Regions from separate parts of the Mus musculus genome. Here region 1 is linked to region 2. A link is a loop called in an ENCODE intact Hi-C map of the cell type or tissue named here. Cell type or tissue: left cerebral cortex. All regions are shown on one strand. Each heading gives the region's core, and the rest is flanking DNA. Links, peaks and the distances in the headings are about the cores only.

Region 1 (2,906 bases), core at 138-2,637, 64 kb after region 2:
ACAAGCTACCACAGGCAAGTGCACACACACACAAGCTACACACACATACACACACACACACACACACACACACGCACACCCCAAGGGAAAGGTGGTGATAGAAGGAGCATGTACGTTCCCCTCAGAGTCCTTTCCTCTGTCTTCTTGGTCTCTTCTGATGGCTGCTTCTTTCAAAGCCACTTCTTTCTCATCACATGGTACCATTTATGCATCCTGGCACACCATCATGAAGAGATGAACATTCCAACCTACAGAGAGAGAACACTTGACAAACCTGGAGTGATTTTTTCTTTTCTTTTTTTAGTGGCTGAGGGTAGCCTCCTTGGACGTTGGTATTGCGTCCCTCCAAACCTCTCACTTCTGCTTCTAAGAAGCAGTCTGAACCCTCAGTAGAATGATGTCTTTTGGGGTCCTGGGAGTCCTTTAGTGAGGAGCCAGGCTGGGGAGGAGGGTGACGACACCGACACCGGGTTAGAACCTTCAGAGGACTCTCCAGAAGCTGCTTAGGGATACTGGTTGGGGGCTCTGGGGAGGAGGTGTACTTCATTCTTGTTTTGAAAGTGTGGTAGCAGGATGTATACAAACTTACCTGATGAACCAAGGATCGCCCCCTTCCCCCCAGCTGTAGGGTTTTACCTAATTTGCAGGAACTTGGCTGGTACCGTGGAAATCCAGGGGATTGCTGGACCCAGCAATGGGTTTCTCATGGGACAGACAGGTCCTTTACTAAATCATGGTCTTAAAGTGGTAACCACATCCTCTACGGTGGGAGAGCAGGAAGAGGAGTAAAGGCCATCTCCTTACCCGTGTCATGTCTTCGTCAAAGGAACCCCTATCACGTTTATGCTATAGGTACTGTCCGTGTATTACTGTTTACAGGGAGCAGGTGGGCTGATGTTAGCTTCAAAGAGCTGGAGTGATCACTGGGGTCAGCCGGTATTCAATTCTGAGCAGGAGAGGAAGCACGCCCCTCACTCAGACCAGAAGCCAAGGTCCTGCTGCCTGGGAGGAACACCAGGGCCCTGAGCAGCCCGCAGTACCAGATCTGCAGCCAGTGGCTCTGAAGATCCGGGAGCACGTGGCGTGTTCGCCCTGGTTTCAGGCTCCGACGCACCCATTTCCTCTCGTGGTTTTAGGACTTCAGCATTTACTGAGACCAGAGCGCCTTTGCCAAAGATCAAGGTTTGTTGCGCAATCTTTGATGAATCTGAAAAGAACCAAGTTGTGGAGAAAAGCCTGCACTCACCACGCCACAGGCCGCTCTGGACAGGATGGGGTTCCCTACGCCGCAGGGGGGCGGCGTTGCGAGAAGCGAGTGCGGTCACCCGAACCACTTTGACCCGGGGCTTCAATCGTGGCGTGGTCGGGCTGCGGGTGTGTGTTTCCGGGGGCTGGACCTAAACAGAGACACAGCAAAACCAGATGGATCAGAATCAGCTCCTGGCGAGTCCGGAGCTGGCCTACCTTGAGACAGAGAGTGCACGGCGACCACCCGGGGGCAGCGTGGGCCGCGTGGAGTGGGACAGTGGCGCCGCACGCCGCGCACTTCCTGTTCAACGCGCGCGCCGCCTGCCACCGCCCAGCGCTCCCAGAGCCTACGTTGGTGCCAGACCCGGCCCCCACAGTTCCCCGGGTCCCGGGGGCCGCGGCTCAGAGGCCGCCCGGGGCGGGCGCCCTGCCCTATTCTCCCCTAGGGGCTGGGGCGCGCCCTTCGGCCCGCAGAACCCAGCCAGCCGCCGCCACAGTTTATTCCTGCGGCCACGCGCCAGCCCAATTGCGACGAGTCTTCGCCTTTGCACCTCCTCTTCCCCCTCTGCCCTCCCTCTCGCCCAAAGAGGAGGCCCTCCGGGTCCCAGGCTCCCTGTCGCTTTATTGTGCGGCCCAGGGTTATGCATTTCTCTACCAAGTGTCTCTGGCCACCGTTTCCATCGAGGCACAGACACGAGAAGGCTGTTTTCCAAATTGCTGTTGTTAATTGCACCTGCCTGGCCGACTACCTCTGGGAATTTGTGGGAGGAGCCGAGAGGTGGAAAATGTTGCTTCGCTTTGCAGAAGGAGGAAAACTTTATCACCCAGCACAAGACTTCTGCCACGCGTAACCAAAAGTAGCACGGGCCGAGACTCTGCACCCAATGATTCCGTAGGAGAAAGAGGACGCTCCAACCCGGCATTCCGCGGACTGCCAGCCCCTCGGGTGGAGCCCCGCGTGTTACCTGCGCCACCCGCCCTCCCCGCGGAAGTCCCCACGAGGTGTTTTCAGGGTGGGAGGACAGTCATAAAAAGCGCGTGGCTCCAGTGTAACGGCAGCAGTCCTGGGAGGCAGCGAGGGGACCGAACCCCGGGGACGAGGCACCGGAATTAACTTCTAGCTAAAGTTATGGGAAGCGCAGCCATGGACACCAAGAAGAAGAAAGAGGTTTCCAGCCCGGGCGGGAGCAGTGGCAAAAAGAACCCTAGCCTGAAGAGGCGGTCACTGCGAGTGCACATTCCGGTGAGTCCCATCCCTGGAGCTCCAGACTCCCGCGGCGCCTAGGCGGTTAACAAGGGACACTCTGCGCGCGCCGTCCTGTCCCTCCTGTCCCTTCGGGAGGCTGGGGAGGGGGAGGGGCAGGGCCCAAGCTGGGCCGCAGAGCCCGAGATTGGATCTTGGTCCGTACTATAGTGGAGCTATGGGATTGTCTAGGACAGAGGCAAGGGTGTCTGCTGGGAAGCGAGTACGAGAAGCGCGCTCCCGGGTGCGCAAAGCCTGGTGGCGGACTGGGCGTAGCCCTGGATCGGGCCGGTGCGGGTGCTGGGGAGGGGGGTGGTGAGTTGTGTTGTTTTGTTGAAAAGGACCTCTTGTGAAGTGCGGGGAAGCGTGAGTTGAGGAGCCGCCGCCGCCACCGGGGACTGAGGAAAGGAGTGGT
Region 2 (2,906 bases), core at 297-2,796:
GTCAACTTCCACTTTTGATTTGTTCTGACCGCTCTGTTTTGGAAGTCATTTCCTTTTCAAGAAAAGTAAACATGAGCAAGTGTAGTCCACAGCCTGTGAATGCATCTACATCTCTGCTGCAGGGAAAGGGGAAACACCCATAACCTTCTTCTTTAATTCAAGTAGACTTTGAGGCTCAAATGATGTATCAGCTCTGTTGATTTTCACCATTGCCTAGCTCTTTCTCCTCTTTCTCTTAAAAATTAAAAGAGTCAGAAGTCTTGTTAAGAGATGCACAGAACACATGCCTTGGAGGGAAAGCAATAAAATAGACAGAGAGATAAACTTCACAAGTGTAATTTGAAGGAAAAATGGGGATTACAAAATAATGTATAGTGTTAAAATTTTTGGGAAGATTGAAAGCCTGTAAGGTAATAGCTTGTATTATATTGACACATGTATATAGATGTATAAGAATAAGTATGTGAACAATTAATACAAATTCAGAATAAAGTTCAAGTTGTGGAAGTTGTTATGATAATAGACCTATAATAAATATGGGGCCAGCAAAATAGCTCCATAGGTAAGGACACTTGCAGTCAAATCTGATGACCTGAGTTCAGTCCCCAGGACTTGCACAACAGGAAAGAATCAAATCCCACAAGCCGTCCTCTAACCTCAACATAGGTAGTATACACAAGTGCATACACAAATTAATTGATTAAAATAATAAATATAGGATAAATGTTAAGCTTTGATAAAAATGACTTGTGGACTCAATTTTTATATTACATGCTATGCACTGTCAGGCTGTGTACCAGAGGCTATCCACAGAGACCTCTGGCTTAGCCTGATGGGAGGGTTCAAGTGAAGGGGAAAGGGTACAAGCAGGCAGGGCAAAATGCCTCTGCCACCTCCGCTCCACTGCTCTGGCAGCCGCTGTTGCTCTAAGACTCTGCACTGGCTGCACTGAGCTGAGCCGAGCCAAGCTGGCTGGGGGTGGCTAGTGAGCAGAGTGCAGTAGAGCTTCTGGTGACAAAGGCAGTGTTATAGCTCTTGTGACAGATGCTCTCAGACAACAGAGTAATTCTCACACCCCTTTATTCCTTCTGGATAGGATCTTATATACAGTTTCGGGGTGGGGTGGGTCTGATAGCAGGTGCTTCATATTGACTTGACCTTAGATACATCATCTACACGAGAAGGGGCTTGGGGGCACTGCCTCAATGTGATTGATGGCCACAGTTCTCTATATAGGGGCTTGTGGCTACATGCCAGGGGCCTGGTGCTGGGAACAGGTGAAGCTCCTATGGTCCCTTCAGGATCCCTAGGGCTTCAAACCTTAGCTCCACCTTAGCACCTCTCACAGTTCACTGCCTCGCAATGCACATTTTAGTAATATTTTATAATGAAAACCTTTAAGGGTCTTGATCGGTTTACAGAATTCACAGCAATTGATTCACAACCTATACTATTCATTATCACATTTATTAAAAGTAACTGATGTGTTTTATTTCACTGATGGCCCACAAGAGGGAGATCTAGAATAACTCAGTAGTCAAGTACCCAACAAGTACAGCACCCTGTGATGCTGTAGGAGGTCTGAATGTCAGAACCACCAACCACAGCCCTCTGGTGTGAAAGCCTCTTCTCTTACTACAAATTCCAGAACTGATCACAGAGCCTGTGACAAACTGAAAGAATTTTAGTCCAGTTTAGGACTAAAGATGAATCTTGTTTGGTGGAGTGCTTGTCTAACATGCACAAAGCTTTGAGTTCAATCCCCAGCACTGGATGAAGAGGACACATAGGGCATAGCTGTGACCCCACCTCTAAAAGACAGAAATAGGATCATCAGAGTTCAAGGCCATTCTTAGCTACATAGCCAGCCAGGGATACATCAGATTCTATTTCAGGAGGAGGAGAAAGAGGAGAAAAAGGAGGAAGAGGAAGAGGGAAGAGAAAGAGGAAGAAGAAGAGAGAAGAAGAAGAAGAAGAAGAAGAAGAAGAAGAAGAAGAAGAAGAAGAAGAAGAAGAAAAGAAGAAGGAGAAGGAGAAGGAGAAGGAGAAAGAGAGAGAGAGAGAGAATATTAAAAGCAAACAATAAGAAACAGTTTAGCCAAATCTTGGCAACTAGGAAATTGAGGCAGAGAAATCATGAAATTAGGGCCATCTTGGTCTTTATAAGGAATTGAAGGCCAGCCTGTGCTCTCTGAGACACTGATTCAGAAAACAAAACAACAAAACTGTTAACTGTTTGTAGAGGTCATAATAAATATCAGCCAGAGGACAGGGGCCAGCTGGCACCTGTGCTGGCATAGGAGCCATTGCCTCTGAGTATGAGCAGAGTACTAGCATCTCTGCCCTTGTCCTCCCAGACTCAGGGATGCTCCTACAGCTATGCCTGCTGCTGGAACCAGAAACAATGGGGCTAGAGACAGGCAGAGTTCTCAGATTTCCTCCCCACCTCCTAGAAGATTCATGCCATGCATGGTAGTTTTCAAGCTTTTCCGTGACTAGTCCCACAATTTATTGATTCATTTCTATACAGATGTTATGATTTTTTTAATGGTGTGGGTATGTGAGTTGAGAGCAGTCTATGCACTAATGATTTCTTCAAACAAGAAAGATCAACTCTTTTGGCATGATTACTCAATGCTGTTTTACCTCTGAAGTCCAGGCTCTACTTTGTCCGCAGCAATCATGTGGCTAGCGCCAAATGCTGTGCATGCCTCATCATTGGCACAAAGAATGTTTGTTAAAATAATGACCAGAGTCCACTGGACATTACTGGGTAAGCAAACTATGGTGTATCCACACAGTTGCAATAGAGGAGATTCTGACCCATGCTACAGCCAGGGTGAGTCCTAAGGACATAATGTTTGGTGAAATGTGCCAGTCCCAAAAGGACAAATCCTGTGTTTAAC

What was found. A loop is a pair of places that touch in the nucleus more often than their neighbours do. Peaks named below come from ENCODE experiments on the same cell type or tissue, not always from the same donor. Only the 100,000 strongest peaks of a DNase experiment are listed, where the experiment ranks them.
Region 1: a loop joins it to region 2, with 2.1 times the contacts of the local background. A loop is called at or near these places in 3 of 42 quality-filtered maps.

The regions. Positions count from the first base shown.
Region 1 is chr5:25,099,596-25,102,501 of GRCm38, reverse strand. It overlaps Prkag2 (protein kinase, AMP-activated, gamma 2 non-catalytic subunit), which reads left to right and starts at 1,860. Exons shown (of 16, transcript NM_145401.2): 1 at 1,860-2,491. The coding sequence starts at 2,378. Gm42232 (a long non-coding RNA gene) reads left to right here and starts at 2,499. Exons shown (of 2, transcript XR_880887.2): 1 at 2,499-2,649. 2900005J15Rik (RIKEN cDNA 2900005J15 gene) reads right to left here and starts at 1,527. Exons shown (of 1, transcript NR_027851.1): 1 at 1-1,527. In left cerebral cortex, for the core only: a CTCF peak has its summit at 1,279 (motif pointing right); DNase peaks (open chromatin) are centred at 1,304, 1,813 and 2,186; H3K4me3 peaks cover 1,761 bases; H3K27ac peaks cover 1,844 bases.
Region 2 is chr5:25,163,974-25,166,879 of GRCm38, reverse strand. No RefSeq gene overlaps it. Among named protein-coding and RNA genes, the nearest start is that of Gm33836, 2.4 kb to the left of the region's middle. In left cerebral cortex, for the core only: a CTCF peak has its summit at 1,506 (motif pointing right); DNase peaks (open chromatin) are centred at 1,043 and 1,595.